Linked DNA regions of Mus musculus: regions 1, 2, 4, 5, 6 and 7 are each linked to region 3. The links are chromatin loops, found by intact Hi-C in ENCODE. Cell type or tissue: gastrocnemius. All regions are shown on one strand. Region 1 has its middle 160 kb from the start of Gm41333. Region 2 has its middle 120 kb from the start of 4930449C09Rik. Region 3 holds the start of Myc (myelocytomatosis oncogene). Region 4 has its middle 51 kb from the start of Gm30113. Region 5 holds the start of Gm38563 (a long non-coding RNA gene). Region 6 has its middle 3.3 kb from the start of Gm22521. Region 7 has its middle 65 kb from the start of 4930449C09Rik.

Region 1 (4,000 bases), 520 kb after region 3:
CTTTGTCTAGCTTCAATAAGAGATGATGACCTAGTCTTAACTGCAGCTTGATATGCCAGGACTGGCTAATATCCATCAGAGGCCTCCTCTTTTTTTGAAGAGAAACAGAGGAGGAGTGGATTAGGGTGAGGGCTGTGTGTGGGAGGGGATGGGGGAGGACTGGGAAGAGAGAAGGAAGGTAAAACCACAGTTGGGATGTAAAGTCAATAAATTAAGTGAAATAAGTAATAATAAATGCATCTTGAAAGATGATGGCCCCCTCAGGGAGTGGTAGTTAGACCAATGAGTCTGGGACATAGGACAAGTACTGAAAGATGTTCTGAGAGCCAGCAATGGGTGGTGTGGACTTTGTTGCTTTTAGTACTGGAGACAGAGATTCTCAGAAAGCTGGCTCAGAATTTTGGTCTACACTGAAGGCTCTGCCAGAGTTCCTGCTTCCTCCTTTGCAGTTTTTGGTTGCAGAGATTGTCAGGAAAGCACCTGGTTTTTCACAGTGCTTGGGACTAATCTAAGCTCACAATGCCTTTTCTCATATTTTTGCAAGTCTCAGCTGCAAATGCCATTCATGTGTAACAGCCACTTTGCCCATACTCTCAGTTCTATCCTATCCCCATCTGCCTGCTCCTGAACACAGTGTGGAGCTCACAGAGATGCAGCTGTCCCTGCATTGGGCGCAGTGGCATGTCACTATCCCCTGTTATTAATGTAAGAGCTGAGCATGGCGAGGAGATGCCCTCCCCTTAGGAGCTGCATGAGAAACGGCTGAGAAACACCCTATTAAGACCTGAAAGAGGCAATTTCAATTTCCTGTGGCTGTGGTGATGCCACCAACATGGTGATTACATATGCTGAGCAAATGCCATGCAGCAGGATGCTCTGTAATTGTGGACCCCAGGCCATGGCTTTTAGATAGAGGTTCAGATGTGGAGAAAGGAACAAATCTTGCCAAGCTGTGCTTATGGGCAGCAGGTACTCAGCAGGTATCCATCTCAGGGTATCTCTGTCTCTGTCTCTGTCTCTCTCCCCCTCTCCCCCCCTCCCCCCGTGTGTGTGTGTGTGTTTCCCTCTGGTTTACCACAGTCATTCCATCACCATCTTGAACTAAAGATAACTTTGGCCAGGTAGCCATGGTAATAATCTAAGCATAGTAACACATCAACAACTATTTAATAATGGTATAGTAATAGCTATGTATCAGAAATAGGTCTATGGTACTGGTAATAGAGCTGCTAACACCACATAGTGGAAGGGGGCCATTTGAAGATCCTCACCTGGAATTCTACCCAATATTTCCGCATGCCTGCCCCATCTGCAACCGACCTCAGGAAAATGTTCCTGTAAATATAGGAAGCTGAAGGTTAAATGAGAGGAAATCCATGATGCAGTTTGATAAGGTTGCCATCAATTATGGAGGTGGGTTTGGTGGTAATGTAGCCGTGTGAGGGTAACCCCAAGTGCTACAAATAACCCTGCATCCAGTTCTATAAGTAAAAGCAATGAGCTCATTGATTACCCCCAGCTGGACTTGGTTGGCATCACTCCTATGGTGTATCCTTGGTGATCTAGTTGGAGTAAGTAGAGGTTTGCTCATATCTGCTCAGCAAATGTTCGTGTAATGTGTGAGTTATTCACATGAGAGGTCACAGGGGCTACAGGCCTAGAGATTGTTGCTACTAATAAGGTAGATTAGATTCAGAGGAGACTTATGGGAGAAGGTCATGATCACAGGGCTAGTTAGTGGAAAAGTAGGGACTGGAAATCAGAGAATCCAAGGGAAAGTCCAAATACTATTCATTTTTTTCATTACATATATATTGAATGCCTGCAGAGTCCTGTGCTTTCTGTAAGACAATCGGAATACATGTGGAATAAGAAGAAAGTATTTTTTCCTCAGAGATTGAAGTCTAACTATATCCTATAAGGGTTTCAACAAGCACACAGAAGGCAGGCTGAGGATCTAGATATATCTGGCTTGTCAGGTGTTGATGTTTCCTGAATCTCTAAGGCAGATAAGTTATGGCTGTACAATAGCATTTGTTTGTATTCAATAGCAGGTGGTCACAGGAATACTTGAGTGTGAAGGACTCCTAATACCTGAAGCTGGACTGTGTAACACTTACATGTTGAGGGCTTGCAATGTGCCTAGTTGACAGTGTGATGGACTTACATAAGAATTAAAATATTTCATTAACAACTTCTTATCTTGTCTTGATGCTACAATACTGGTACTCTGTGTATATTGGATTAAGTAAAATATATCATAAATAAATTTACCTGTCTCATTTTACTTTTTCAAAATATGGTTAATAATAAATTAAAAACATGTCTGCCTTTAAAAAGATTATTTTATTTTAGTGTGTGTGTGTGTGTGTGTGTGTGTGTGTGTGTGTTGTGTAAATGCATTTACCTATGAGGTTATCCTCAGAGACCAGAAGAGAATATAGGGTCCCCTGAAACTGGAGTCACAGGTAGTTGCAACCCATTGGATAGAAGTGCTGGGAGCAAACTCTAGTCCTCTACAAGAGCAGCAGGAATTCTTGACTCCAGAGCAATTTCTCTAACCCCTTGTTTTACATTTGATACTGTTGGATAATGATCACATGCCCAGAGTTAGATGGAGAGACAGCTACAGTTTTCTACAGTGACCCTGCAATCTCATTCTACACACAGCGCCAACACAAGAGGACATGAGGTCTGTAGAGTGGAGTATAGAGGCTCTGGGCCACTATATCTCTGAGAGTATAGCAGAAAGTTACCTTTGGGCTGGAGTCATACTGTCTGTGTTCTGATCCAGGTTGGGCTGGAGGGATTGTTGATTGGCTGAATGACTTTGGTTTTAGAGTCTCTTATCCTAGATAAGGAAATATAGTTCCTTAACCTGTGAACTACTTTTCTGTTTAAACAAAAAGTTAAATGCAAATAAGATGACTTACCTCTGGCAGAGTAGTGCTATAACTACTGATTCCCTACTTTCAAATTTTTTGCTCATTCTATAGCATTAATAATCCAGAAACACCTAGGCTCAGCACTTGATCTGCTCTCTGGTAGACTATACTATCCACCTTTGGATTTCAGTGGAGCTGTTGAGAAAAGTTCTGTGGCCACTATGTCAACTCAAGGATTAGACAATCTAGATGAGATGGTGTGTATGTGTGTGTATGTGTGTTGGGGTTTGCCTCTGGCTTAAATTTATGAACACAGACATATCATGGGCCTTTCCAAGTCTACTTTTCTTCACTTCTAAAATTGAAGCAGTTGTCTATATTTACCAAGATACGAAAGTTACATGAACTGTAAGCATGAAGACCTCCAATTAAAAGCTAAAATAATCACTTTAAAGATACAGAAAGATCTTGATAATTCTGGGAAGGCAGAGGTTAATGGGAGGTTGTTTTCACTGGGGACTAGGGGAAGAAACTGGGTTACAAAGATTTTACGAAATGTCTGTTGGCCATTAACTTAACATTTTTTGATTATAATATTTATAGTGGAAAATTTGGGGAATAACGTTAACAAAGAAAACAATTTTAAATCACACACTAATGCTAATGTAATGTACATTACTTAATTTGATAAGATAGAGGTGAAAGAAGATTCTGGATATTTAATATTATTTGAACACACAGGCTTGGCATGAGCTGGGAGGGGAATTTGGTTCTGTGTATAGAATATAAAGGAAGATAATATTGGAAACAAGTCAAATGGGTTTTGTATACAGAGATACAAAGAAACTTCCCCTTTTTCCTGAGAGGAAAGAAAGCCATTCAGTTTCAACTTTTTCTGAATCCCCTTCCTGCGGCCTGGCCTGATTTTATCAATTGACACATTGACAGAGTTTGCTATGAGAAATGCCCTCTTGTACCTAATAAGTGAACAGAGGCTTCTGAACATATATTTCCAAGTAGAATTGTCCCCACTAGAGTCTTCTTATCTTGTGTAAAATGAAGCTCCCTAGCCAGGAGTTCATGCAAGGCTTCTATGTAGTTGTAATTGACAGAAA
Region 2 (4,000 bases), 1.6 Mb after region 3:
TCATGCCCTAGTCAACAAACTTCTGGAATCAGATGTGGAGTAACAGTTATATCATAGCTTCTGAAGACAAATTTGTGTGAAGCATAACTAGGTTCTCTGATCAGTATCTCACAAGGCTGAAGTCAGTGAGGCTGTGCAATTTTTTTCTTTTTTCTTTTAATTTTGTATTGGTTATTTTATTTATTTACATTGTAAACATTATCCCTCTTCCCAATTTCCCCTCTGGAAACCCCTAATCCCCAGCCCCCTCCCCTCTGCTTCTATGAGAGTGATCCCCTACTCACCCACCCACTCCCACCTCACTGCTCTAGCATTTCCCTACCCTGGAGCATCAAACCTTCACAGGACCAAGGGCCTCCCCTCCCATTGATTCCAGATAAGGCCATCCTCTGCTACATATACAGCTGAAGTCATGGGTCCCACCATGTGTACTCTTTGGTTGGTGGTTTAGCTCCTGGGAGCTCTGGGGAGTCTGGTTGGTTGACATTGTTGTTCTTCCTATAGTGTTGCAAACCCCTTCAGCTCCTTTAGTCCTTCCCTTAACCCCTCCATTAGGGTCCCCATGCTCAGTTCGATGGTTGGCTGTAAACATCCCCATCTGTATCAGTAAGGTTCTGGCAGAGCCTCTCAGGAGACAACCATATCAGGCTGCTGTCAGCAAGCACTTCTTGGCATCTGCAATAGTGCCTGGGTTTGGTGGCTACATATGAGATGGATCTCTAGGTAGGGCAGTCTCTGGATGGCCTTTACTTCTGTCTCTGTTCCACTCTTTGTCCCTGTATTTCCTTTAGACAGGAGCAATTCTGGGTAAAATTTTGAGAGGCATGGGTGGCCCTTATGTGGAGTTTGATTCTTCTTCCAAATTCATTCTGGCTCATGGTTGTAGATTACAAGGCTCAATCTTCTACTTGGCTGCTCATCTCTTTGAGACCACACCTTGACCTTCCATGTGGCACTCTCACAAATTGACATCTTATTTCTCCAAAGTCAGCAAGAGAATCTCTATTCAGTCTGCTATACAAGATTTTTGCCATACAAAGTAGCTATCTTATCCTGATTGTTAAGTAGAATAACCATTTATAGGGTGGTATCCCCAATACAACTAGAGCTTACACTACGAGGGAGGGTTTATACATAGAATATATATTTGATGGATATGTAGAAGAAATTTTAGGGAACAATTTACAAATCCTGCTTATCAAATGGCCCAAGCATTGGTATCTTTATTCCATACATAAAATAAAATGTATAACAAAATAAACAATTTCATAAGAGAAAAAAGTAATACAATTTTCAAATAGAAGGGCTGGAGAAATGGCTCAATGAGTAAAATGCTTGCTGCATATACAGGAGGACCTGAGCTCAGAATTCCAGAATCCTTGAAGCAAAAGAAAGAATTAGATAAAATATCAAGGAAAAGCATAGACTGAAACAAAAAGAAAGTAAGATATATATTGTAAACTAATGTTCTGAAGATGCACATTGTCAGAATGGATTTAAAATATGTAAAAGGGTATAAGGAATATTTTAAGAGAAATTAAGGTTAAATAGATCTAAATGGATATGAATGTATATTGAATGGTATAAATATAAGATTGATGGGTTTCCCCAGTTACTTTTCTCCAGAAAGGACGAGCCAACTCTCAACTATGTGGGAGAGAGAAAGAGAGTAGTAGTCTGCTTCTGGAGAAATTGCAGACAAGCATTTCGCAAGCCAGAAAGCATCTATAATGTCTGCCGTGGACTGTGTCTTGTGAACCAGACTCTCTGGAAGCTGAGACAGAATTCCATTGACACATAAAACCCCATTCTGTTAAAACTTTCAGGCTCTGGTCCTCACTGCTCAGACTAGTGCAGCCCCACTGACTCAAGCTGACTATCCCCTCCATATTATCTCACATGTTAAAAAAAATTAATTAAGATGATCATAGTCCCCCTTGATTTTTTTTTTTTTGACCTTTGCTCTTCTTGAGTAAAACACTAAGAAGACAGAAATTGTCTGGGGCAAGAGACTTACACCTTTGTGAGTGTGGCATAGCAAGCCAGCTGTGCAGAAATAGCTGTTTGATCACGTACATGAATGTGACTGCTAGAGGAAAAATAGTTCCACCAGTTATTTTGTAGGCTGTGGTGAGATTTAACTGAGAAAGTCCATATGAGGCTGTCATCAATGTCTTTCATCCAATCTGTCTCTTACCAGATATCTCTATCAGGGAGGTGGGAGATTTATAGAGCCACACCCATCATCTCCCTGCAAAGGAAGGAATCCAACCTGCATACCTAAAATTTGCAGAGCCTTGAAGCCATTCTGAAGATTGTGCGTTGGATGAAACTGGATTCCCAATAAAGGACTCTGTGACAGGGTATTGCCCAGCCTGAGGCACTGACTACTCCAAAGTTGGACTGAGCTTGCCATCTAGAGGACACCAGGGGACAGACAGTCCCTACAGGGTCTTCGGTAGACAAGACCTTGGCACCTTAAGACAGACAAAGCTCCCTCTCTAAAGGACATTCGTTGAGGGTTTGACTGTCCAAGCATCATAGGGGCAGAGAAAAATACAGCCTCTGCCCTTGGTGCTCTAACGTGAAAATGAGACTCGCTTTCTAGAAGGATGGAGAAATTTCCTCTCGCAGATGTGTCCACTAATAAATCACAATGCCAGCTAAGGTTTCTCTCTGAATTAGATCTCAGTTTTCTTGACACTCAAGCTGAGGTGGACATCAGAAGTCCTCACTGCTTCATCTTGTCACTAAAGGGTAACGCCAGCCAGCTGAGGCCACACAGCTAGAAAGTAGCAGAGACAGACTTTGTGGAGTAATACTGGAAGTACCTGTATCAAGAGACTGACCTGTGCCTGAAGCAGCCAGATGCCATGGACCTTGTGGGAAGAAAACAGAGCAAGCAGAGACTCTGGGCTGTTGGTATTTCAAGGGCAGATTTTTATAAGTCAGACGTATTCATATCTTGTTGAGGCCCTAATTTGCCAGTGATGGAAGAAATGAGGAACTTTGGCCTCTGGCCTAGATTCACATAACTCTTCTCACCCTATAAATCCAGTGAGGCTGGAGAAAGTTTTTCTGACTGTATATACGCTTACAGTCTAAGAATCCTTTACCTTTTGAAAGGTGCCAATGTGGCTACATACAATTCAGGGCATTTAAACTAAAAAAGAAAATCTCTTTTCCAGAAGCAAGTCTGTAGGCCAGAATCCTAAACATTTCACCAATGTATAGCCTGTCCATATTCATGCTATCACTTACCATTGCATTCACAGTTAGTTTACACTTGTATGCACAGTCAGTTAGCAAGTGTGAATTCTGAATGAGCTGTGGTTAGGCATCAAGGAGACAGTGATGCCATGATATTCACAGCCACTGTCCTCATGCATCTTACATAGTTAGGAGACTATGAGAAATGCCCCAAAATGGCACCCCTGAGTAGACATTGAGGATTAAGTAATAACAAACTGAAAGTGAATTTGCAGTTGCCTTTCTACTCATTCTCTGTGTGGTCACTGCACCTTTGGTACCCTTTTCTTAGAGCTTCCCTCACTCAATGTATTCTTTTCCATCTTTTTTTAAATTTTGTTAAGTTTTGATATAAAAAAAAAAAACCTATCTATACACATGGACTTTCTGCTTCTGGAGGCCAGCGAAAAATTCTATCTATCTCATAATCTCCCACATTTTCTAGAGCCAAGAATCAAGATAGTAGATTTGGGTTGAAATTTTGGATAAATCAAAGGGTCAAATGTTTCATCAATCTGCCAGTCAATTTTAAGTATTACTGACAAAAGCATATCCATGAAGTCTTTCATTTGTAATGTGTGAGACTCTAAATGCAGTTAGTTGGTGATCAATGAAAATTTTAAAGTTACATGCTTCCGTCCAAGCACATCATTGCAAGTCATTTGTCATGTGTTGCACAAGGGATCTGTCAGAAGTGATGCAGAGTGTCGGTTAAGACAGACGGGCCTTTCCATAAATAACCATAAGATGC
Region 3 (4,000 bases):
GGCTATCCCCCCTTCCGTGGATGTTGAATACCTTGCCTGTTGCTCAGATGCAGTCAAGCATCTGATGATGCTTGAGGCATGATGCTGAGACCACTGTGTAGGTTGGTACAAATTCCCTTTCTATTATACCCACCCTTATGCAGTTATTTGGGTTTAAATTTTCAACGTTTTAAAAAAAAAAAAAAAAAGTATTGCCGGGCAATAGTGACGCAGGCCTTTAATCCCAGCACTCGAAAGACAGAGGCAGGCAGATCTCTGAGTTTGAGACCAACCTGGATGGTCTAAGGCCTTGAACTCAAGAGATCTATCCACCAGCTTGTATCCCATTTAATTGAGTGATTTGTTTGCTCTCTCTCTCTCCCGCTCCCCCTCTCTCCCCCCTCTCCCTCCCCTTTTTCAGTTCTTTATTTATATTTGAATATTATCTCTCTCTCAGATGTGTACTTGGTGACGGTCTTTTCTACAAAGGATTATCTGTTTCATGACACGCCATTTATTAATCTGCTTGTCCCTGGAGCTTCTGTACAGTAGCGTGACCTGATCCTCTAGCTTCTCCATCCCAGATGATTGGGATTCAAGGCATTCATCACCACGCCTACCTAAAATTCCAACCTTTTAATAAAATGGCTCTCTAAAATATTTTGGCAAAGGAATCTCACTCTTTCTCTTCACTAATATAGTTCAACCACCCAATTCGTAAGCAGTCGGGCTGAGGGTGAGCATCCTTAAGAACATAAAAGCAAAATTTGGAGGCTCAAGATTCAGTTTAGTTGCTAGAGGGCTCACATAGCATGCCCTCCCCACCCGGGATTCCATTCTCATTTATCGAGGCATAAGGCCAGGTGTGGTGGGATATGTGCTGGGATGCATAAGATCTTTTATAAAGAAGAGGAAGAGGAAAAACAGTTATACAAAACTAATAAAACTGTGTGAGTTTCAGGCTAGCAAAGAATAGTCGTGAGAATCTCTCTCAAAAAAAAAACCCCAAAATAATAATAATGATAATAATGATAATAATAATAATAATAATAAAACAAGGCAATAATAAGCTAATGCTCCTGCCTTGCATTCTGACTCCTTTTGCCCAGTAAAATTCAATGCTCTGCTTTGACACGTCCAGCTTACAACACGACAAAGGTGTGAGACATGGGTGCTAAAACTTGTTCTATTGCCTTTCCGTTTCTGTTAGATCTCCTTCACTTGTATACCTGTGACTCATTCATTTTCCCCATCCACAACTAGGGCTCTGTTTTGGGTGACTGTCAGAAAGTAGGGATGGGTTCATCTACTCCCCCTCTTTGCAACTGAATAGCCACCTCTGAACCATTTTTTTCTCTAGTAATTTCTCTTCCTTTGCCTCCTTTGCAGCCTAAAAGAGTCATTTAAAGGATGACCGGAAGCTTGTCTTAGGCAAGGAAGCATCTTCCCAGAACCTGGAAACCCTGCAGCCCTGCCCCCATCCGACCTCCGCCCTCGTTGGCTTCGCAACGCTGTGGTCTCTGTGGCCAGTAGAGGGCACACTTACTTTACTTTCACAAATCCGAGAGCCACAACCCGGGTGGTGGGGGGTGAGGGGGCGGGGAAAGAGTCTCTGCAGCAAAACGCAGACTAGGGATTGGTGGCTCTTGGTGTTTGAGGCAAAATCCTAGAGGCTGTAGTCATTTTGCAATCCTTAAAGCTGAATTGTGCAATGAGCTCGATGAAGGAAGATACTATCATTCAACAGCTGAATCCTAAATTGCAAACTCAGTGGCTAATAACAACTTTGAACAATGAGCACCTTATACACGCTACTGTATTTTCTTTTCTTTCTTTTTTTTTTTTTTTTTTTTTTTTAAACCGGGTAGCAGTGAGAGAGGTTTCTTTAAGTGCCTTGGGGCGAGGAGTCCGGAATAAGAAGACTTCTTTGGGTTTTAAAGTGTAGGATAAGCAAATCCCGAGGGAATATGCATTATATAATAAATCTAGAACCAATGCACAGAGCAAAAGACTCATGTTTCTGGTTGGTTAATAAGCTAGATTATCGTGTATATATAAAGTGTGTATGTATACGTTTGGGGATTGTACAGAATGCACAGCGTAGTATTCAGGAAAAAGGAAACTGGGAAATTAATGTATAAATTAAAATCAGCTTTTAATTAGCTTAACACACACATACGAAGGCAAAAATGTAACGTTACTTTGATCTGATCAGGGCCGACTTTTTTTTTTAAGTGCATAATTACGATTCCAGTAATAAAAGGGGAAAGCTTGGGTTTGTCCTGGGAGGAAGGGGTTAACGGTTTTCTTTATTCTAGGGTCTCTGCAGGCTCCCCAGATCTGGGTTGGCAATTCACTCCTCCCCCTTTCTGGGAAGTCCGGGTTTTCCCCAACCCCCCAATTCATGGCATATTCTCGCGTCTAGCGCCTTGATTTTCCCCACCCCAGCTCCTAAACCAGAGTCTGCTGCAAACTGGCTCCACAGGGGCAAAGAGGATTTGCCTCTTGTGAAAACCGACTGTGGCCCTGGAACTGTGTGGAGGTGTATGGGGTGTAGACCGGCAGAGACTCCTCCCGGAGGAGCCGGGTAGAGCGCACCCGCCGCCACTTTACTGGACTGCGCAGGGAGACCTACAGGGGAAAGAGCCGCCTCCACACCACCCGCCGGGTGGAAGTCCGAACCGGAGGTGCTGGAGTGTGTGTGTGGGGGGGGGGGGGAATCTGCCTTTTGGCAGCAAATTGGGGGGGGGGGTCGTTCTGGAAAGAATGTGCCCAGTCAACATAACTGTACGACCAAAGGCAAAATACACAATGCCTTCCCCGCGAGATGGAGTGGCTGTTTATCCCTAAGTGGCTCTCCAAGTATACGTGGCAGTGAGTTGCTGAGCAATTTTAATAAAATTCCAGACATCGTTTTTCCTGCATAGACCTCATCTGCGGTTGATCACCCTCTATCACTCCACACACTGAGCGGGGGCTCCTAGATAACTCATTCGTTCGTCCTTCCCCCTTTCTAAATTCTGTTTTCCCCAGCCTTAGAGAGACGCCTGGCCGCCCGGGACGTGCGTGACGCGGTCCAGGGTACATGGCGTATTGTGTGGAGCGAGGCAGCTGTTCCACCTGCGGTGACTGATATACGCAGGGCAAGAACACAGTTCAGCCGAGCGCTGCGCCCGAACAACCGTACAGAAAGGGAAAGGACTAGCGCGCGAGCAAGAGAAAATGGTCGGGCGCGCAGTTAATTCATGCTGCGCTATTACTGTTTACACCCCGGAGCCGGAGTACTGGGCTGCGGGGCTGAGGCTCCTCCTCCTCTTTCCCCGGCTCCCCACTAGCCCCCCTCCCGAGTTCCCAAAGCAGAGGGCGGGGAAGCGAGAGGAGGAAAAAAAAATAGAGAGAGGTGGGGAAGGGAGAAAGAGAGATTCTCTGGCTAATCCCCGCCCACCCGCCCTTTATATTCCGGGGGTCTGCGCGGCCGAGGACCCCTGGGCTGCGCTGCTCTCAGCTGCCGGGTCCGACTCGCCTCACTCAGCTCCCCTCCTGCCTCCTGAAGGGCAGGGCTTCGCCGACGCTTGGCGGGAAAAAGAAGGGAGGGGAGGGATCCTGAGTCGCAGTATAAAAGAAGCTTTTCGGGCGTTTTTTTCTGACTCGCTGTAGTAATTCCAGCGAGAGACAGAGGGAGTGAGCGGACGGTTGGAAGAGCCGTGTGTGCAGAGCCGCGCTCCGGGGCGACCTAAGAAGGCAGCTCTGGAGTGAGAGGGGCTTTGCCTCCGAGCCTGCCGCCCACTCTCCCCAACCCTGCGACTGACCCAACATCAGCGGCCGCAACCCTCGCCGCCGCTGGGAAACTTTGCCCATTGCAGCGGGCAGACACTTCTCACTGGAACTTACAATCTGCGAGCCAGGACAGGACTCCCCAGGCTCCGGGGAGGGAATTTTTGTCTATTTGGGGACAGTGTTCTCTGCCTCTGCCCGCGATCAGCTCTCCTGAAAAGAGCTCCTCGAGCTGTTTGAAGGCTGG
Region 4 (4,000 bases), 920 kb after region 3:
CATAAACCATGAATGGACAATGGTTGATGACTCACTGCTAGACTGGGAGTTAGCTAATCTTCTAATACAGCATAGGGCCATTCGGCCAGGGAATGTTATATCCCAAATGGGATGTGCCCTCCTACTCAATTAATAAGACAATCCCCAACAGACATGGGTACTCACAAGTGAATCTGTTCTGGGAAATCCTTCAGTTGAGGCTGCTTTCCTAAAAGAATCTAGGTTGTGTCAGGTTGACAATTAAAACTCTAGCGGAAGTTCGGTGCGATGTTTTTGACACATATACTCCATCTGCAATTTGTAAGTTGAGATGAACATATCTAATTGTTTGAACTCATCACTTCTCATGGTGGAAACTTAACTGATTTTTGCATTATGCAGTTGCCAATTGTTATTCATACTCACTCTACTGAATGTCTACCTCTTATTATAGTATAATTTATTACACTTGTATGATCAACTTTTCAATCTTCCCCTTCCCCATCTTCCCAAGCCTACAGGAACCGGCATTTTATTGTAACTTTCTATGAGATCGATTCTTTTAGACCTCTATGTATGAGACAGATCAGAAATGGTACTTGACTTAGTTCATTTGATAGTATCACTTCCATGTTCTACCCATAGTGTTACAAATGACAGGAAAACATCTTCTCTTATAGCCAAATAATATTTCATCATACCTATGTATCACACTTCCTTCATCTACTCATCTGTTGATGGATGTGTGTGTTGTTTTCACTTCTCAGCTATTGTCAATAGTGCTGGAGTAAGCGTGGGACAGTACACATCTTTTCAACATACTGATTTAATTTCTTTTGGATATGTACCCAGAGCTAGTATTGCTAGATCATATGGTGGTTCTATTTTTAATTTTTTCGAGGAACCTCCATACTGTTTTCCATATGGCTGGACTGATTTGCATTCCCACCAGCAGTGTGCAAGGGTTTCCTTTTCTCTACACACAGCACTAGTTATCTTTGGTCTTTTTCGTAATGGCCATTCTTGACTGGGTCGAGGAAACAACTCCTGGTGGTTTTGATTTGCCTTCCTCTGATGATTAATGACATAACCTTTACTAGTGTCCAATCATCTGGGAAGTGTATCCCTCTAGCACACCCAGGAAGACTGGAAGAAGCACAGAAACTTACCAGTTTACTTCTTCTGACTCTTTCCCAGACATAGATCTTAGATTCATGCTATTCTACACCCTTGCCACCCACTGTACTCCTTCCTCTGAATTTGGGATGGCAGCCTCAATAGTGTGTGTGTCTTTGAAAGTTAAAACTATGCTGAACATGGATAAAAGCTAACTGGACACAATTAATCCTTAATCATTATTTGAGATGCAAGCAGACACCCTAAAGTTCAGGAAGCCAGACTTCCTGGATATATCCTCCTTGGGAAGTACAACCAACACTCTTCCGTTTCCAAGTTTTCACAGTTCTGTTGCTGTGGGCACTCCTTTCTGTCTAGATGGTAATTGCTTTCACTTCCTGGGAGCTATCATCCCTGAAAAAGCGTTGCATCCTGACTCAGGATGCTGAGGGCGGTGGCATGTGTGTTACAGAAAAGGCAAAGAATAAATTGTTTATTGACTGTCTTAAAAAAAAATACACCAGATAGGCCTATGTACTTAGCAGATGGGCATCTGGACAGATGACAAATAATCATCTTTTGTTTGAAAATTAAAATAGAACCAATGGGGTAAAAGGTGTAGAAAATGCTCCCTTCTTATTTCCTGAGAGTGGAAAACAAACCCCACCCCGCCCCCACCCCTTTCACTTGTTCAAGAGAGGTCTGCACTTTGGAGCTAGTAAATCTGCTTGGCAGGTAATCTGCTACCCATCTGCCAGCTGCTTCGTTGGCAAAAGGCACATCACCATCGCCATGGCAACTCACAGGCAGGCAAAGGGCACGCAGGCCTGGCTGGAGGCCAAGGTAATCCGATGGCACTGGGCTTTGTTAATAGAAAGAGAAAAGCAAGTGGGCCAGAGCGTCTTGCCTCTGCCTTTGCCAGTAAAGGCTGGACGGGAGCAGAGAGCAGGGCTAATTAACCCGCTGGACCAGCTGTTGACTGCCTCTTGCCAAATCCGACAAGTGGCCAAGGTTTGTCTATTCCTAACCCTTGTCATCTTCCAGGGAGGCTGGACCCTGGGGGAACAAGAGCCTTTTCTCAATGATGTCATCTGAGTATTTGTAGAATTTCCTCTTTGTGGGAAAGTTTTCTGGCAAAGTATAAAGAGACTTGACTTCCCTCGGAAGACCCCGTTTCCTTTTGAATGTTGAAGCGATTTTTTCTAAATGAGAAACAAATCTGGGATTATAGGGAGAAGCAGGATGGTGGGGGTGGTGGGATATCCGTGCTTTAGGCCGTGCATTGTATTAGGAATCCCATCTGAGGCGCCTTTCATCCACCAACATTGCTTAAAAGAGCACACATCCCACAGAATGATGAGTACAAATGAATTGTTTTCAAAAGACCATGTCGTGAGGGAAAGGGAGCTCACACATATTAATTTCTTACGTTATGACAGGAAGGACACGTGTATGACACACCTGTACCCGAATGCAGAGACGATGACTTAAGTCTGCAAGGTCAGGGTTAAAACTGCACAGGGGAACACAGTTTCTTCAAGGTGGAGCTCACTAAAGCCTACATCTGATAAACAGCCTCCTTCTCTTCCCTTCTCCTCTTCTTCCTTCTCCTTCTAGTCCTCCTCTTCCTCTACATCATCATCATTTGCCTACACTAATAGTTCACTGATACAGGATTATTGATGTAATCATCCTGAAGAATGTTTTATTGCTTAAGGAAAAAATAACCTGACAAAATATTTTTATGAATCAATCAGCATGCTAGTGATAAAAGATTTACAAAGCTAAAGAACCTAGCTCGGCATCAATTTTATTTCAGATTATAATCCTACATTGTGTCTTATGCATGAAGCATTTCGTGTGCGTTGCCATTATAATGCAAAATACATGTTCTAATCCCATTTTGTGAAGAAGGCAATTAACATGTAGGAAGCATAAAGAAGACATGTAAAAATAGAGTACAAGACAACAGACTGAGCCACAGTTGAAAATCTGGACTATGACAGCTACATATGTTTGCAACCTTAAAGCCATAACAAGTGGAACTCAGTCTATAGAAGGGAGAAAAAAGGATTCCCATGATTGAGAAACTGAATGAACATGAGAAAGGGCAGTGGAGACAGTAAAACAGGCTGACCCTTTGCCCCTGGAAGTCCACCCACAATCAGGAAACACGAATGTCTGATCTCTGAAGCTAGATTATTTTTTTCCTGGATAGAAATAGTACTTCCAGTGGGAAAGTGGTCATGATGGAGAGGGAAAGAAATTCTAGGGTTGTCTGTGGCCTTGGCTTGTAACATTTACAGCATTTATCACTAAGAAAAAAGCAAGTTGTAGGTTATCACAGAGCAGACACCCACTTGAGAACAATTATTGTATCACTGTCATCTCACTTAATGCTTATGTTGTCTCCATGAGATCAGAACTAATGTTTTATAAGTTCCCTGACATCTATGAAGAACTGAGTTGCAGAACACAGTGTAATGACCTATGCTAAGGACAAGCTTAGCATAGGCATCTTTCTTTCCCCTGTCTCATTGTAATCCTTGCTTTCTTGGATACACCATGCAGATCCTTACAGTTCCAAGGGTAGGAATGATGTGTTTGAAACTGACTGTGAATGAACCTGGGTAAGGGCAATCAGAAGTTGAGAAGAAATAGATGTTCAAGAAAGGATGCTTAATAGTAACATGAAGCAGGAACAGGCAATCCCTCTTCCATTCAAAGAGCCAGAATGAAGATGGAAAGTGAAGACATTCTGGCACAGGTCAGTTTAGGGAGACATCAAGAGCTAAATGGATAAGAAACTCACGAATCAACTGTGGAAATGATGAATATCCAAAACGATACTTAAGGACTGTCATGGTACAAGAGAGCCATCTATGTGGCCAGGGGCTTGGGCAAT
Region 5 (4,000 bases), 830 kb before region 3:
CAAAACGTCAGCTACAGCTGAAACAGAACAGGCAGGATCTTTGGCAGTGTTGTGTCCCCTTCCTTGAAGCCTCCAGTGGAGATCAGCTTTCAAACAAACTGCACCCTTGTGTCAGGAAGGAGGCGGGACAGGGTGGCGCAGCAGCATGAAGCAGAACCTTTATTCAGGGTGTGAGCTCCTGTTTCCTGGGACAGGGAGTGTGTTGTCCTTGGGAAATTCTGCCTCGAGTGTTTGCCTGTGTCATCACTTGAGTACAGAAAAGAAGAGTGGGATGTCTATAAGCAACTTCTTCCCTCTAGTCTTCCATGCGTCCTTTCTACCAGAGACTCCTCCACCTCTGTGGCATCTGACTCGATTGTTTTGGGGGGACCGGGTCAGCTTGCATACTTGGGAGCACAGACAGGACACACCAAAGAGTTATCACACACCTTTATCTGTCTGAGTTGGATGAGACCCTCACCAAGCATCCACCCCTCTTAACCACATCCTTGAGCCACCTAAACAGATTCCACTCTACATCACTGGAGGCCATTAGAATATTGTGGCCAGGCCTTTGTTTCTTTTTTTCTACTAGTTCACCTATCCACCCACTCCCTCACCTCAAATATGGCTTTTTGAAAACATAGGAGAAATCTTTATTCATTTATTTTTTATCTAGTTCCAAGCCTTGGCATATAAAAAGCAATCAGTAAGTTTCTTTGTATGACATCAGTATTAAGGGATATAGTTAATACCTTTTGGGATTCTCCCCGCCCTTTAACCTTCGCCATGTAACTGAGAATAACCATGTCTTGACAACAGGGGTAATCTTTTGGCAACTTTGTCTGTGCTGCTTGAGACCCTCAGTCAAGGCCAGGGAGATTCCTCCTAGAGGGTAGACCATAGACCTCCTTAGGGGAATAACAGAGCCGTATGTAAATGACTCTTCTCCCATGGATCAGGAGAACTAATGCCTGCTCAGTCTGTTTAATGCTACCTGTATGCATGCTTTTAGGGCTATTTGATACTACTGGATATCTAATTGATATATCTTCCTGTAGAAGACTGTTTCTCCCAGTCTCAGCATCCCTCAGTTACCGGTAGGTCTTTGGGTAGGGTTGAGGCCCCCTGGTCCTCCTCCCATCCCCATTAACACGTCTATTTTGTCCCTGTTCAGCTCACACTGAGATTTTATGAGTGTTGCTTCTGACATAACCAGGACCCACAATCTCATAGCAAATGATTTTAGGTGAATGCAGTCAGAAGTGGGATCAGATAACCTGGAACTGGAGTTCCAGAGGATTGGGGGCCACTCCGTGGGTGCTGGGAACTGCACCTGGTCTTCCAAACTGCAAAATAGTAAGCACTGCTAACCAGGGAGCCACTTCTCTAGCCCCTTAAGGGACCATTCTAAACAATGCAGGAAACCAAGACTGTGAAAGATGACATAAGATTTCCAGCCTCGATTATATTCACATTCAGTAGTAATAGTTCTCAAAATTCTGAGTGAAACAGAAGGCCCACAAAGAAGTGTGAGATCATGAGAAAAATATTTGTACCTGTTTTATTTATAAACTATTATCTACAGAATGAAAATCATTAACCTATAAATTACAGATTAGAGACAACAGATCAGACCTTAAAGATGTGGTAGTAATACATTAAGTTTCTAAAATAATGTTTTTTAGCTTAAAGGACATTTATTTTTAACTTAAAAGGTGAACTACATTTTAATTAACCTTGTGCCTTTAAACGCAGTCTGCAAGTTCTAGAGAACTCAGTTTTGACTTTGAATTCACCTAATGGAGGGATCAAGAATGTTGGATCCGGAGTGAGCTTCTTTTGAGGACTGTTTGTCAATAACAGCTTTTGCCACAGAGGGCTTTTGTGAGGATTAACCACTGAAAGGTACGCTAAGCCCCATGAACACCGACTTGCAAACAGTGGGACCTAGCTAATTGACTTCTCTCCCACTTTTCTTCTTCTTCTTTACTAGACTACTTCAAAGCAGAAGCTGTTTCAAAAGAGCAGGGGGCAGACAGTGAGGACTAGAGAGGAGAAAGCAGAGGAAGCCCAAATTAGTCCTTGTCGAGTCGAATTTGGTGGTCCGATTCCGATGCAGTTCCGGAATCAGCCACACGATGGCAGCACAAGCATGGTGGCCTTCTAACTATCGAAAGCTTGGGCAATTTAAATTCCCAGTTTTAAAGCTAGGGGCGCTTGGGTGTGTTTGTAGTTGTGCCTGCGAATCAAAGCTGTGCCCATCTTTAATAGTCTCAGCTGAGCTGTAACGCAGATCGACAGGAAAATCTACAAGAGCTTCACGGTCTTTCCCGAAAAATCCCAACAGGAGTTTGATAGTAAAAAAAAAAAAAAAAAAAAAAAAAGAAGAAGAAGAAGAAGAAAAAGGAGAAAAAGCACCTAACTTGGTATTCATTTCTAATGGGGGAGAACGTCCTTAAATCCGCGGCATCTGTTCCGCTGGGTTTGCTGTCAGTGAGCAGGTATTGCGGTTAATGAGCCACCAGCTTGCTGCTCCCAGGGCCAGGCTGGAGCAGTCAGCTGGTGCAGGGATGGGACCTGCAATCAGCAGCTGTGCACCGACATGCCCCGGGACGGAAAATGTGATTTGTGACACAGCAGCTTGGGAATAATAATGAAAACATAATTGCTCCGGGCGGATGGCTCGCTGTCTTTCAATTGCTAAGCTACTTCACCTCACAAGCGGGGAGCTGTGCTTCTCAGCTTTCATTTCTCTGGGACAACCAAAGGCACAGCTCTCGGGTATCCTGCTGCCCTTCTTAATGAATGTTTCCTTGAATCCCTGAGAAGAGCTGCGTTCCCTCCCTGTTCCTCCAACCAGGAAAATCTTTCCTCTGCTCCGACTTCGGCAGTAGCAGCCAGTCTGCTTAAGCAAAGGCCCTAGAGTCATGGCTGTGACTTGTTCTCTGCTGCCTATTAGTATTGTTGGGGTTTGCTTTGCATTCTGGGAATTTTGTTTTTCCTAGCCCATTCGCTTCATTTAGACTTCACACCCACGCCTCTTAAACCATTTCTCATCATGACTTTGGTCTTCAGGAGACTATCGCCTTCGGGACGATTATTGCCTGTGTAGGAATACTGGGATGAATAGAATAGGAATGCTACGATGACCCATGTCTAGAGTTTGCATCTTCCAGTGATGGAGGGCAGAGGACCCTAAGGAAGACCTCGCAGCAGCTTTGGTTTGATCTCCCAATTGGGGAAGTCCAGTCTCCTGGGTGTCATGTTTGGGATCTGAGATCAGTCACTGGGTGATGTGGGTGCTGTACCTCATCCCCGGGGCATCTGCCCTGGAGGGATGGTGTGGGCGGCTGTTGTAGCTCCTCACAGGATGCCCCCTGTGTACACAAACAATTCTACCTCATTTGTGCAGGGTGTTATTGCTGCCATGGGTTCTGGATGGCTGACCCATGACAAGTCGTTCAGTTTTTAAGTTTGGATTGTTTGGGAGTTCAATGCTAAAAGGAAGGGTTGTTCCCGCTAAAGAGGGTTGAAACTTCTTGTTTTCCCTTTCCCAGACTGATCATTTTGAGGCAAATCTCCAGTGGAGAAGAAGGGGAGTCTGCAGTTGCTCCCTGTTGTGGTGAGATTTATGTGGAACACTTTGTATTTATGCTATTTCTCTTTCACTTACTATTGCTTTTTTCTGTCCTGGTTTCTTGAGTTACCTTCCAAATGTACCGTTTTGGGTACTGGTTTTGAATTAACTGCAGTCTAGACTAAAACAAGGCCACCTGGGACCCAGAAATCAGAATGCAAATCCCTTAGTTAACACACACACACACACACACACACACACACACACACACACACACACACTCATACACTGCTGAGTCTATGGAAGGAAAGTTGAGTAGAAGATCAGTCTGAGGAGCTTTAGTCAAATCTCACCCATCGTACAAGTAGCTGGTGGTACGCAAAGGCCAGGCACCATGTTTGCTGGATTCTTTGGGCCCAAATCCCTGTGTATTCATAGGTG
Region 6 (4,000 bases), 810 kb after region 3:
ACTCTTTGTTCTTTGTGACACACTGAATACAGTCATGTAAGTGGTGTAGTCTCTATGAAGCATCAACAAATTGTCCCCACATGGAAAAACAGGCTTCCTATTACTGTCAGATAAAATGTGTTGAAACCATATTTTCACACAGAATTTCCTGACTTTTAAATGTCATCTCGATCTTATTTTTAAAAACACCTAGCAGACTAAACTATGAGGCACCTGCTCTTCAGCTCTGCCTTCCAGTCTCTTTTTTCCTATTTACAAAATAGGGTTAACAACTTGTAATTGATAGTGTTGTAAAGACTGAAATATTTGACATCTAAGGTTGCTTTATATGAATTACTTTTATGAACTATATGCGCTATATTGTGAACTATATTTATTAGTGATTAAATAGTGAGGATACAATAAATTAGCTATGTAGATTAGGTTCCACCGTAGAAGTGACTAAATGCCTTATAACTTCCTGTCTAGAATATCACTGAATTCTTTGGATTTAAGGTTGAAGTCAATCAAAGACAGATGATCTTATCTTTGCCAGCATTTTAACTTGCTGTGCCTTCCTGGATAAGTGCCCTGTATTTGTAATGACTCTTAGTGATGAGAGGCTCTCGCAATGGATTAATGATGCCTACCAGAGTCTCAGTAAAATAAGTGTCCATACACATATATATCCACTGGCCATCCTTGGACTAGTTGAGTTTTCAATTCATGGTCAGCTCTAATAGCTTACCAAATGAGAATTGACCAAGTCTGGTTGTGTTCAGTATGTCATAATGCATGCCGAGGTGTGCACTCTGAAGTTCACTTTGGCAACAAAACATTAACTGATGGAGTTTGTATGTGATAGACAACCACACAAACCAGTTTTGCTTCTTCTTAATTTTATGCCGGATCTAGACCCAGGGCTTCACAGAACAGGTTGTGTTATCTAATGTCATCATTTCACAGTATACATGGTAAGTGCTTGCCTACTTCATCTAGGTTGAAGTAGAAAAAGAGGAAATTTCATCTTATATGTGAGATGTTAATAATACCACTGTGTGGATTTACTAAATGTATCACCTAGCATTTTCATTAATACAGAGAGAAAATGTATAAAATAGGAGAGGTGAGCAATCCCAGAAGTTTCTGTCATTGCTGCTCAAATGTTCCCACCAAAACCCAAGGGGAAGATTGCCTACATCGCAGTATCTGAAGCCAGGCATAAGAGGAAATGTTATTAAGGGAATCTTATTTCATATCTTAAGAAAAAGTTAAAGTACTCTCCATAGTAGGACTCTTTTCTAGTTTGTAGAGCTTTTATATTAAAATGTTCTAGTATAACTGCTGGACAAAAAAAAAAAAAAAGCATGGAAGTTTCCCTATGTACTTTTGGATCTCTAAATGCTTATAAGGACACACAGACCAATAAATACACAGTAAGTCTAGTAGATTAGCATTTCTGAATGCTCACAGAAGACACTATTAGTATTGCTAATGAAGAAGAAAAAGAGTAAGCTTCACAGCTGAAATCAGATGTGAGTGAAGGGACAGAATTATAATATTACCAGAAGAGTCTGTGCAAAGATTTGGATATATTCCATTGCACAGTGTCTCCAGGATACTGCAAATAGTTTTTGTACTGTTGGATATGAGGTTTCCAGACTGAATGAGGCCAGAGTAAGGGCGGTCCACTGAGTATAAGAAGTAACTGTTAGACACATCATCATCTTCTTAAATATGTATTCCTCATTATTCTTTATAATTGCCCCTGTTCTTGCTTAACTTCCCACTCACAGACCAAAGAACAGGTCAGGTGGAAGTGCTTATAAAAAATTATTATTCATCCATAAACCATACTTTAAAACCAAATCATCTGTGACAAACTCTGTCCTGGCCTTGGCCACCTATCAAAAGGATCCCTTTACTGGTGATCGGTGGTTCTCCAGGACCTGGAACGGAGCCAAGAAGGAAACAGCCACTGATGAAAGAGTAGGGTAGCAATTCAGGGAGCCCCAAACGTCTTCTCCAGAGTAAGAGCTGAAGGGTTCTTTAATAAAAAGCATTCTGTCTGTTCAGGAATCATTCAACAAGTACACCCCCACACCACACACACACACACACACACACACATCAGGGTGGAAATACCTTCTGAAAGTTAATAACAATCCACCTTCTGTGTGTAACCTTGTGATCCTTTTGAGGAAATATTTACAATAGAAAGCTACACTGTGCCACAGAACACCAGCTCTGTTTCTGGGTGCCTGAGGACCAGCATGGCTTTGAAGATGCCTTTTCCTCTCTGCTTCCTCTGGAGACGACCTGAACAGTGCCTGTCTTCTTGATCCTAGTAGCCCTACCACTGGCATGAACTTTAGAACATTTTCACATGCACAAGCCCAAGTCAACAATGTTGTTCTTGCTATGAATTGTTGGACATTAGGAAACATTTGTAATGCACTTCATCTTTTAACCATTCTATAAATATTCTACATGGGGAGTGATGGGCTACATTTCTGAATTACCTTGCATTATACCTATATCTTATCCAATTTTTAGACTGATGTGGTGGTAAGGTTTCTGGGAGTCATTGGGCTGACAAGAGGAGTATTTGTATAGTGGTCATGTCTCCAAATCTACCATACTATGGAAAATGTCTATTCACTCTCCTTTTTGCTTATGCTGTTCTAGATAAATTTCCTAATCACTCTCACTTAATCTATACTTAACCTCACCAGTCTAGTAAGAAAAAAAATACTATTTCACATATCAGAGCTATGGGTCTTGAGGCTCAGAAGAATTTATTTCCCCAATTTGAATCACTGCCAATAATGGAGCTGGTTTAGAAGCAAGAGTATTTGTTTTCCAAGAATTGTTCTCAAAGTCCACTTATGTTTAAGACCTTTGCCCTTGGGGTTCACATTGTCTGCATTGCTTCTTCCTTCACCCCTGATCATGGTCTTCTTGTTGTTAGTTGGTTTTGGGTTGGTACTTCCTTTAAGCTTTGAGGTTGGACTAGTTGCAGTGGCTCATGCTTTTAATCCCAGCACTTGGGAAGTCGAGGCATGTGAGTTTGAGGCCAGCTTTGTTTACTTAGTGAGTTTTAAGACAACCAGAGCTACATAGTAAGATCCTGACTCAAACAAACAAACAAACAAACAAACAAACAAACAAACAAAAGATATAAGCTTGTCAGAAATTCTCCACTGTATCCCCAGTTTTAGGCTAGGTGTTTGGTGTCTACTGACTGCTTTATAGATTTTATATTGTAAAGTCTGACAAGGTGTTGGCTATGGCGTTTATCTACCCATGTGACACAGAATAACTATCATAAAGCTGTTATTTAATAAGTTCTTAGTCATTTAATACAATCCATCATCTATTTTTGCATTTCTGTGATACTTAGTTTTACAAATGCTTCCATGTAAACTGGCTTGTTAGTGATATGCAAAAACAAGTAGGATCAGTAATTTACTACACCAAGTGAGACATATGATTAATATCAACACTGTGGATTAGCTACAAGAGTCTGATTAACACTAATGTGTTCCTACATATTATACATATGTAATGCTATCAAGTATGTTAAATATTAAAGCACAGTAGTGAGTTATTAAGAGACCAACAATATAATTTTTAAATAAAAGTATACTCCAGCAGTGCATATAACTCTGTATTGGTGGTAAAAGAGCACATACTAGTCCCTGCTGTATGAATGAACCAAGTGTAATTTTTCACGAGATTGTCCTCCTGTTTTGCACAAATGAAAACTTGATCCTATTGATGAACTCAAGATGTTTTCATCTGATAGTTTTACTTTTTAAATTTACCTTTATTTATCTTTCTGTGGATTTAGTCCACTGTAGTCATTCAACATCTTAAAGGATGAATTTCCTCATAAGAAATAAGAAGCATGCATGTGGTCCTGCCATTTCAATAACACCTGGCAATCAGTGTTATCTTCCTGTGATGTATCAATTGAGTCTACGTACTCGAGCCCTGATGCCCATGATCTCAAATTGTG
Region 7 (4,000 bases), 1.7 Mb after region 3:
TGTGTGCTCAAGGATGTGAACTCTTATAAAGAGGATTTTTTTTCTGGGAGAAATATGAAAGAAGGAATTGGTTTTCCTTGCCATGTACAACTGAGAACAAAAGTGGGAGGAAGGGAAGAAACAGGCGCACTTGCTGGGCTGTTCACCATCATCAATGCATATAAGAAACATCAAGGTGAGAACAAACAAGGTACTGCTGTGTGACGGGAGGCAGAAGTCAGCCACGGGAAGAGTCTGCCAATAGGGCTACGCATTAGCTACAAAGGGAAATTCAGAGCCTTGGCAGCAGAGAAGCCTGGCAGAAAGGACCTTAGGCAAATAGCTCACATCACCAGTAATGAGGGAAGCTGGCATTATGTGTATCCACCATAGTGCTTGAAAAGACACAGTAGCCCTTCCACGATGCTGGGGCTAGAAATGCGGGAGTTGAATCTGATCACAAGGCATCGTGGGGAAAACTGGCTTGAGGAAGAGTCTACAACATACCTCAATCTGTGTCCTTCCAAGGTAGTATTGTCGCAAAAGACAGGAAGCTTTTCTGAGCTTAAGGAGGCTAACGAAACTCAAGTTTAATGTGGGACTCAGCTCCTCATTTTGGCATGATTTGTGATTGGGACATTAGTAAAACTCACATGAAATTCACAGATTAAAGGAACAACTTACCTCGCTTTAATGGCTTAATTGGTTGCAATCCAAGAATTGAATGAATATATATATATATATATATATATATATATGTGTGTGTGTGTGTGTGTGTGTGTGTATATACATATATATACATGTGTATATATATATATATATATATATATATATATGTATGTATATACACACACACTTTTGGCACTATGTCTAAAATATATTTTATATATGATATATACATATATGCCATATATAGACACATATGTATATGATACACATTTTTAAAAAACTTGGTCAGTTGCATTGGGAAAATTACTTATACTGTCCTCTTGGTTTTATATTGTCAGTATCAACAAAAGGGGTATGGTGTAGAAACCCCTAACCCCCACTCTGACACACACACACACATCAAAGACCAGCACAAAGCATACCAGAGTGTGAGGCCTGAGCTGAGTTTCTGTAAACCCATATATGCCATATGTGTCTCACACCTTTCTCATTTATCTTCAAGGCTTCCAGTGTCCATGATAAGATGGCAATGATGCAACATGGACTCATTTACTCATTGATGCCGTCCCATAACGACCCATCCACACTAGCTAGGGCTTTTAAGATGTACCCCCTAGGACCCACATTCCACATCTCATCTTCATTCCTGACAGTACAGCAGAATATCCCCGCTACTGCTACACACCATGCTACCACAGGTCGATCATGAACAAGCCAGAAGACAGTTTGGCCCCTCGAACTATCAAACTCTTTGTTGACCTGGACTCTTCTTGTGAAATTTAGGTCACAGGGTCAGCACCTATCTGTCCTACATGCCAGACCAGGGACCCAGATTGTCTGTGGCACCTACACAAAGCACAGATAAAAACAAAATCAATCTAGATCAGACTGCTGCCATTTTGGAAATTCATGGGCTGGACCATCCCAGTGAACGGACACAATGTTGTCCTCCACACCCAAATGGACCCAAGAACTAAATTAGAAAATGGAGACAAAAAGTTGTTTCCTCCTCTTAGCCGATTAGGACAATCTAAGGAAAGTGCAAGAGCGCCCCCTGCTGCCAGTATTTGGAATTGTTTGATTCACCCTGAACATAGTTCAGCTTCAAGATGTGCAGCCTGGAGGCTTGAAATCAAGCCTCCTGCTCCCAGTGCGCACATTTTTCAAACACTACGCACACAGCTGCCCTTAAGCCAGTACTTAAGACTTCACCTGCATTATCTCGCTTCATCCCTTGAACAGTCTCAGGGCCTGGCAGAACAGCTACCATTGTGGCCTCTAACAGACAATTTAAAACCAGCCATGTAAGATGGTGTATAAAGTTGCTTACTCAAGGTCAGAGAGACTCTTTTTTTTTTTAAAGTAGCTCCATCTTTAAAATATGACATTCCTCCAAAGGATCTCTTCTAAATCCCCTTGCATACATAACAACCTAAGCTATATGCTGTATCTCCTAGGTGCACAGGACTGGGGAGTGAGAATGGGGTTCAAAAGCAATCCAATGATGTGTGCCTTTGTAAATCTATACATTCGTTAATGCTGTTATTTTCTCCCATGAATTAACAATTTTTACTCTTCTCTTGCTAACATGTACCAGGATAGAAATGAGTATGGTATATGTGTGTCTTTGTAAATCTATACATTCATTAATGCTGTTATTTTCTCCATGAATTAACAATTTTTACTCTTCTCTTGCTAACATGTACCAGGATAGAAATGAGTATGGTATATGTGTGTCTTTGTAAATCTATACATTCATTAATGTTGTTATTTTCTCCATGAATTAACAATTTTTACTCTTCTCTTGCTAACATGTACCAGGATAGAAATGAGTATGGTATATGTGTGTCTTTGTAAATCTATACATTCATTAATGCTGTTATTTTCTCCCATGAATTAACAATTTTTACTCTTCTCTTGCTAACATGTGCCAGGATAGAAATGAGTATGGTATCCGAATAAAAACTTCTGGATTACAAAGCGCATAGATCCTACTCCAAGGGGTTAAGGTTCTCAAGTGGGAAACAGAGAAATCCAGTGTGATAAAAGAGCTTCTCTTCAGGGACCAGTGGCTATGAAGAGTAAGATAAAAAGTCCTATAAGCGTTTGTACCAACTGAACGATCGTTTCCTCAGAGAAACTATAAAGCTATCCTCAGCCTTCCTCGTAATGTTGACATACAAGAGTGTGTTTCTCTGTTGAATATACAATGAAATACTGTTTGTTCAAATTTGTGTTCTTTCCGCTGGACCCTCAAATGGCAATTGAGAAATGGAGACAGATTTTGTTTTCCCAAGGTGGCCTGGTACAACTCCCAAAATGGAACTTTGTGTCGTTAGAACAGTTGAGAGGATCGTAGAAAGATGGACCCAAATATCAGCCAGAGAATTAGACCAGAAAATGGAACCAAAGTACCTGTCAGTCCAAGGATGTAGTGGCACTACGTGTACACCAACTGGGAATGTTGTGGTCCCAGGGGAATTAATATGAGAACCTATGATTACACACACGTGGCTCTTCTCAAGGGGGGTCTGGGATTGGTGGGAAACAATGGGTTTTCATGTCTAATAGTCTGAGTCCACAGTGGGAGACAGCTATTTCCCTAATCTTCCTGAGGTCATCTTTCTGCCTAAGGGTCATCTTTCCAGGTCAGATGATAGCTAAACTTGCCATCCCTTCAACATCAAGAACATAGAGTTTCAAAGGGTGAATTGCTGGGAGAAAAGGAAAAGTCAGGAAGACCAAAGGGAGACATTCAAGAGCTGGCATGCCACAGTCCCACACTTTTCTCAAATCCAGACTGTTCAATATCAAATTGTTGGCAGGCGGTTTGCATGGACTCTGCTCTGTGATAGCTGGGTACTACGTGAAAGAAAATGTCACTCTGTTGTGATGGGTTTAGACATCATGAAAGTTCAGAATACATAGACTCCAGGGAGTCTAAAGCTATCAGATACTGGTACTAGAACAAGGGAACGTACTGATGCGTATCTTAGGAGAAGACATGCATTGATCAGTTCAGTTTTAAAAGTGAATTTGAAAGAAATAGAAAAGGCACCATTCTTGCAATTTGAACATCAAGATTCAACCTCAAGTCTACTGTTCACTTATGTTGTGATCTTGAGCAAGATAGCAAATGTCTCAGACCCAAAACTGTCATCAGTAAAGTGTGCACAATGTTAGATGCAACTAGTTCCGGTTTGTCATACAATCCTGGTAAGACAGCTGTCATTACCCCATAGTTCACAGCAGAGGAAACTGATGCTCAATAGGTTAAATGAACTTCCAAGGTCAAAAAGCTGGTAAGTCAGAGCCCAGCTACAAAGCCAGGCACTGTCATGGGTCTTTCACA

The links. Peaks named below come from ENCODE experiments on the same cell type or tissue, not always from the same donor. Only the 100,000 strongest peaks of a DNase experiment are listed, where the experiment ranks them.
Region 1: a loop joins it to region 3, with 2.5 times the contacts of the local background. A loop is called at or near these places in 2 of 42 quality-filtered maps.
Region 2: a loop joins it to region 3, with 5 times the contacts of the local background. A loop is called at or near these places in 16 of 42 quality-filtered maps.
Region 4: a loop joins it to region 3, with 2.2 times the contacts of the local background. A loop is called at or near these places in 7 of 42 quality-filtered maps.
Region 5: it touches region 3 in a loop (3-fold over the local background); 23 of 42 quality-filtered maps call a loop at or near these places.
Region 6: it touches region 3 in a loop (4-fold over the local background); 20 of 42 quality-filtered maps call a loop at or near these places.
Region 7: a loop joins it to region 3, with 16 times the contacts of the local background. A loop is called at or near these places in 26 of 42 quality-filtered maps.

What each region holds. Positions count from the first base shown.
Region 1 is chr15:62,503,408-62,507,407 of GRCm38, forward strand. No RefSeq gene overlaps it. Among named protein-coding and RNA genes, the nearest start is that of Gm41333, 160 kb to the right of the region's middle. In gastrocnemius, no CTCF peak of the experiment used is centred here; no DNase peak of the experiment used is centred here.
Region 2 is chr15:63,599,340-63,603,339 of GRCm38, forward strand. No RefSeq gene overlaps it. Among named protein-coding and RNA genes, the nearest start is that of 4930449C09Rik, 120 kb to the right of the region's middle. In gastrocnemius, a CTCF peak has its summit at 2,423; a DNase peak (open chromatin) is centred at 2,407.
Region 3 is chr15:61,981,926-61,985,925 of GRCm38, forward strand. It overlaps Myc (myelocytomatosis oncogene), which reads left to right and starts at 3,416. Exons shown (of 3, transcript NM_001177352.1): 1 at 3,416-4,000. In gastrocnemius, CTCF peaks have their summits at 1,505 (motif pointing right), 2,555 and 3,657; DNase peaks (open chromatin) are centred at 1,537, 2,567, 3,260 and 3,587; H3K4me3 peaks cover 2,496 bases; H3K27ac peaks cover 2,406 bases.
Region 4 is chr15:62,901,262-62,905,261 of GRCm38, forward strand. No RefSeq gene overlaps it. Among named protein-coding and RNA genes, the nearest start is that of Gm30113, 51 kb to the right of the region's middle. RefSeq lists an enhancer at 1,433-2,639. In gastrocnemius, no CTCF peak of the experiment used is centred here; a DNase peak (open chromatin) is centred at 1,926; H3K4me3 peaks cover 374 bases.
Region 5 is chr15:61,155,587-61,159,586 of GRCm38, forward strand. Gm38563 (a long non-coding RNA gene) reads left to right here and starts at 1,571. Exons shown (of 3, transcript XR_875374.2): 1 at 1,571-3,604. RefSeq lists an enhancer at 2,051-3,145. In gastrocnemius, a CTCF peak has its summit at 2,135 (motif pointing right); DNase peaks (open chromatin) are centred at 2,128 and 2,547; H3K4me3 peaks cover 861 bases; H3K27ac peaks cover 750 bases.
Region 6 is chr15:62,787,925-62,791,924 of GRCm38, forward strand. No RefSeq gene overlaps it. Among named protein-coding and RNA genes, the nearest start is that of Gm22521, 3.3 kb to the right of the region's middle. In gastrocnemius, no CTCF peak of the experiment used is centred here; a DNase peak (open chromatin) is centred at 1,931.
Region 7 is chr15:63,651,028-63,655,027 of GRCm38, forward strand. No RefSeq gene overlaps it. Among named protein-coding and RNA genes, the nearest start is that of 4930449C09Rik, 65 kb to the right of the region's middle. In gastrocnemius, a CTCF peak has its summit at 1,710 (motif pointing left); a DNase peak (open chromatin) is centred at 1,704.